Regions from separate parts of the Homo sapiens genome. Here region 1 is linked to region 2. Evidence: chromatin contacts called from ENCODE Hi-C or POLR2A ChIA-PET data. All regions are on one chromosome and are shown on one strand. The core of a region is the stretch at or near the end of the contact, and the rest is flanking DNA. Distances in the headings are between cores, read along the strand shown. Region 1 overlaps KTN1 (kinectin 1). Region 2 has its middle 110 kb from the start of LINC00520.

Region 1 (2,759 bases), core at 216-2,715, 91 kb after region 2:
ATCATGCCCAAACCAGCCCATTTTCTCAGGAAAAGGCACTGCTCATTTAAAAACACTTCCATGGGAAATAATCTGGTTAAAAGTTTATTCGGTAAAAAAAAAAATCTAATTTATAATTAGACAAACTGAAAGCTTTAATACCAAAAAAGTAATAACTTTTTAAAATAGTCTTTCAAATCAGTTTTCAAATCACATAAAATCAGTTTTTGAAGACAAAAGAACATGTCATCAAAACTGTTCAAAAATTAACACTACAACATGAAATTCATACCGTAAAACAGCTACACCATGTACAGAAGCTTTCCTCCCCTTAAAATCTACCATCTTGACCTGCTTTTCCTTTCATAAGATTTCTGAGTAAGAAAGGGCCATCTAATCCAACTAGCCACTCAGAGATTAGACCCAGCTCAACAGGCAGCCAGCCTATGTTTGAAAAGCAGGGATGAATACCTCCCATAAACCCCTTTTATTCTTTGGAAAGACAAGTTCTTTTTAGTTTTGATCCAAAATCACATCATCCTATAACTTCTCCCAGTGGTCCTAGCTCTACCCTAACCATAACAAATCTGTCCAATCCCACTACCACAGGGTAGTCTTAATAACTGATGCTTAAACTTAATGAAATTAAATTTAGCAGCAAATAGAAAAACTTACTTCAAAATTTATCATTCACAAAAATTTATCATCCTTTGGAAAAGTTTAGCTAGGGTATTAAAGTTGAACATAATGGGTTAATTAATAAAATATTAATAAAATAACTCTTAGGTGTATCACCTTAGGTCACTCAACAATGGAAGTACTAAAATGATCAGATGTTTTAGGTATTATGTCTCTTCTGGGGATATTCTTGCTTATCCCCAGAAGAGACATAATACCTAAAACATCTCACAAACTGAACATGAAATGTAAATTAGAACATCAAATACTATCAAAAATGACTACTGAAAAAGTTTTGCTTATGTAAATAAGAATTTTTAATTCTTGTCCAAGAACACCCAATTAAAGGCAAAATAGCCCATATACACACAAAAAGTTTGGTATATTATCACAGTGCCATTTCAAATCACTAAGTTAAAAAAATAGATTTAATAAGTAGTATTGACACAAAAGAGAAAAAGACACAAGAGAAAGCTTGTTTGCTTTTCCAAAGGCCAGAAGTCTCCATTAAGATTGTACAACCTTAAATTCTCATCTACAGTTTCTGCCAATTCCCCCTACTGCCCCCTTCCTACCACAAATATTGACATAAAAATGGCTCACGGATCACCTGAGGTCAGGAGTTCCGAGAACCACCTGGCCAACATGGCGAAACCCCGTCTCTACTAAAACTACAAAAAATTAGCCGAGCGTGGTGGCGGGAGCCTGTTAATCCCAGCTACTCCGGAGGCTGAGGCAGGAGAATCGCTTTGAATCTGTGCTTCTGTGCGGCAGAGGTTGGCAGTGAGCCAAGATTGCGCCACTGCACTCCGCCCTGGGCAACAGAACGAGACTCTGTCTCAAAAAAAAGAAAAAAAAAATGGCTCAATGGCCACAAAAGCCCTGGGACTCAGGAAAAACTCTTGGGAAGGAAAAATCTCTCTGGAAAAAAACTACCTCTGTCCAATCTAGTCCGTACAGTATAGTATTTGCAGATATACTCCTGCCAGAGGTGAACTTCCAGTCAAAATAAACAAGAGTAGCACATACAAACAGGGAGTAGATCCCAAAAAACTGATAACAGAATGTGAAAGACTATTAAAACAAAAATTTCAGCCATGAGAGTTATAAAAGAAATCAGAAACACAGAAAACACTCATAAAAAAACAGAAAAATTAGAACTTGAATTTTATAAATTATGTGTACATACATATGTACACAGACATACAAACACCCAGCAATTAAAAGCTAAATGGCCTGATAACTATATAAAGTTGAATTATCAAACAAGACAGACGATTAAAAAACTGACAATGTACCACAAAAAATTATACATAAGGGAAAATATGAAAGAAAAATTAACAGACATAAAGGATACATGAGAATGTCCAATAAATCCAATGGGAATTCAAGGAGAGGAAAGAACAAAGAAACACAGTGGCTGAGAATTTTCAAAAACTGTTGAAAGCTATGGATCTTCCAATTCAGGAAAGGCAACAAAATTTGAACAGAATAAAAGATATTTAAACATTTGTTGTAACGTTGTGTAACTCAAACAAGTCTTGAAACCAATACAGAAAAGAGTACCGAAAAATTTAGACTTACATAGTACTTAGCAATAGAAGCCAAAGAATAATGTAATAAAATCTCCATAGAAACAATGACCATTAATTGCCACAGAATTCTAGACCCTGCTGAACACTGGAATATTAGTTTTTAGAAGCAATAAGTCTGTCAGCTCTGCAACAAACAAAACTGATCAACATTAGTAAATAATTAGTAAAAATTAATTCAGACTTTATATGAAATTTACTAATCCAGAATGTAATTTTTTTTTTTAATGAACAGTACCTCTTTCCAACCAGAGTATGACTGATTGAGGAACCAATATTCTTTTTTTTTTTTTTTTTGAGATGGAGTCTCGCTCTGTCGCCGAGGCTGGAGTGCAGTGGCGGGTTCTCGGCTCACTGCAAGCTCCGCCTCCTGGGCTCCCGCCATTCTCCTGCCTCTGCCTCCAGAGTAGCTGGGACTACAGGCGCCCGCCAACACGCCCGGCTAATTTTTTGTATATTTAGTAGAGACGGGGTTTCACCATGTTAGCCAGGATGGTCTCAATCTCCTGA
Region 2 (2,760 bases), core at 211-2,710:
CACAATCCAGTTAAAAATTGTAAAGTTAACTCCTAGATCATTGTGAGAGTGAACAGAAACTGGGGCAATTATGTGTTAAAGCTACTCATGATATTAAAACCAGGTGCTCAGCACATATGCAAAAGTTCTGTATTCTCCATGCAAATGTGGGTAGGAAATGCAAGCTAGTTTATTCAAAATAGGTGTCCAGATACAGGCAGAAAGTTACCAGGATTAGTTGTCAGGAAAAAAACCTGTTTCATCTGACTGGACATATTTATCTGTTCTAACAGAAGACTAAGTCTATAGAGACTGTTACCTAACAGAACATTAGGGCTAAGATTCCATAAAAACTTTTATACCTGGGTTCCTATATTGTCCTCATAGTATTAGGTGAGTAAACCACCCTGTCCTTGTTACCAAAAGTGGGAAAAACTTACACTTGTCTCATCTTACATTATTCCAAGCAATTCCTTCTTCGAGGGGATAAAAATCATAATATTGGTCAATTGGAGAACAGCATTCATGCATATTCAGACTTTGTCAGGGTGGATAACAAAGAAATTCACTGAAGAGGAAAAAAGCTTCAATTTGACTTATTTCTGAAAAAAATATTCTCTGTGTGACATGATGAGAAAATATCAAGAAACACCAAGAGAACCACCAACTGGAGCCAAACACATGTTGCAGTCTCTGTTCCTCTCCAAATTTGTAGAATTTATAGAAGTGGTATAAAAATACTTAGTAAATATTTTAAAACCTTGAAAACAAGAACACTCATTTAATAAGAAACTGTGAAGAAATTGCAAAAGAAGAAAGGCAAATTGAAAACCATATGCATGACTTTCAGTGTGTTCCCCAAACCAGCAGCATTAGCTGCCGGGAATTTGTTTGAAATGCAAATTCTTGAACCCTAACCCACACCCACTGAACCAGAAACACAGTTTGGGAACTGAGAATGTTATCAATTAATAAATTTGATTTTAACAAGTATAAAGCATACTTTCAATAGTTTGGAACATTTACAGATATTGACTATATAATTGGCAACAAAGGAATTGTTAGAGAAAACTCTAACAATTATTGCATTTGGGTTAGAATTTGCTAGTCACTGATACAGTTTGGATGTTTGTCCCCTCCAAATCCATGTTGAAATGTAATCCCCAGTGGAGGGATTACATTACCTAGCAGGAGGTATTCAGATCACTGGGGCAGATCCCTCATGATTTGCTTAGTTAGCATGATGAGTGAGTTCTTGCTCAGTTAGTTGACACGAGATCTGGTTGTTAAAAGTGCACAGTCCCTTCCCCTTCTCTCTTGCTCCTGCTTGCCATGCAATACTCCGGCTCCCCCTTTGCTTTCTGCCATGATTACAGGCTTCCTGAAGTCTCATCAGAAGCAGATGCCAGCACCCTGCTTTCTGTACAGCCTGCAGAACCATGAGCCAATTAAGCTTTTCCTTATACATTACCCTGCCATGGGTATTTCTTTTTAGCAATGCAAGAAATGACTAACACGGTCACATTTTAATTTTATTTACATAGCTAGCAAGGAGAAAAACTAGATGCAGAGGTTTGATAAGCCTGCACAATTTAGGTGGCAATGGAACTTACCAACACAATTCATCAACATAAGTAAGCAAATTTCCATTTCCTGTAACTATAGTCTGTGGATTAACTCAACAGTAACATATTTTATATATTTTGAAATGAATACTGCATTCACTAAATAGGAACTTTGTGTTTGGCACTGGATGAAATCCCAAGAACTCTGTATTGAATAGCTCAGGAAGAACCTGCTATTGACTCATAAACTCGTAACTGCTAGATTCTTCATAGCAAAAGCAAGAGACAACGCAGAAATGCAAATCTAAATAAGACCTTTCCCCACCTGTTTGATTCTGTTTCCTATGTTCTGAGGTCACTGGAAAATAAATATTCCCCAACTCCCTCTTATTTTTTAACTGAAGAGGGTAACAACCAGTCTGGTATAGTAACCTGAAAACTCAAACTTTCAGATAATGAAATCATTTCCTGCCAAAGCTTCACATTCTTGTTGACACATTCTTATTCTAAACCAAGACTAAATAAATTTCTTTTTTGGTTTATAATTTCTTTCTGAACTCTCCACAAATTCAGGAAATTGGTGTCATATAGGTCATATTCACTGACAAAAATGCAATATTAGAAAAGGATCCTTTAAAAATCTACACATGTGAAAAATATATAACACACTCCAAAAAAAATAAAAAAGCTTAAAGAAAGCCCAGCTGAAAGTGGGAATGTATAAATTGTGGCATATTCTTAGTTCAAAATGAATAAATTTTAAAGTTAATATTGAATGAATAACGCAAATGGCAGAATGATTTGTATAAATTTTGAAAACATGCAAAATAGTATTACATTAGTTATGGATACCTACCTATGGTATTGATAATAACATGAAATTAAATGATAAATCTCAGCTTCAGTGCAGTGGCTACCTCTGAAAATGCAGGGAAATTTGATGGGGGTTATACAAGATGTTTCAACTGTAGCTAATGTTTTCTTTTATTTAAAAAATTCAAGCGAACAGAAGGTGGAGGAACACAGACTTTTTCTCTTATTTTCTATGCTTTTCTATATGTTTGAAATATTCACAATTTAAAAAAATTAAAAACTGGAAGACTAACAAAATACCTATATATCAAAATCTGAGGTGCAGGTAAAGAAGTCCAGAGGAAAATGTATAGCCTAAATTATTAGAAAACAGGAACTGAAAATAAATGAATTAAAATTTACA

What was found. A loop is a pair of places that touch in the nucleus more often than their neighbours do. ChIA-PET counts read pairs that join two places held with the same protein, here RNA polymerase II (POLR2A).
Region 1: a map of thyroid gland shows a loop between it and region 2 (2.3-fold over the local background). The contact joins two enhancer-like sites. A Hi-C loop is called at or near these places in 2 of 168 maps with a recorded cell type or tissue (sciatic nerve and thyroid gland). POLR2A ChIA-PET finds 5 or more read pairs at or near these places in 1 of 52 experiments (T-cell).

Annotation. Positions count from the first base shown.
Region 1 is chr14:55,598,222-55,600,980 of GRCh38, reverse strand. All of the region lies in intron 1 of KTN1 (kinectin 1), which reads right to left. Among named protein-coding and RNA genes, the nearest start is that of KTN1, 19 kb to the right of the region's middle. Within about 2 kb of position 1,465, at least 8 of the 41 ENCODE cell types and tissues checked have a DNase peak (open chromatin) inside an H3K27ac peak, as active enhancers do.
Region 2 is chr14:55,689,216-55,691,975 of GRCh38, reverse strand. No RefSeq gene overlaps it. Among named protein-coding and RNA genes, the nearest start is that of LINC00520, 110 kb to the left of the region's middle. Within about 2 kb of position 1,460, at least 3 of the 41 ENCODE cell types and tissues checked have a DNase peak (open chromatin) inside an H3K27ac peak, as active enhancers do.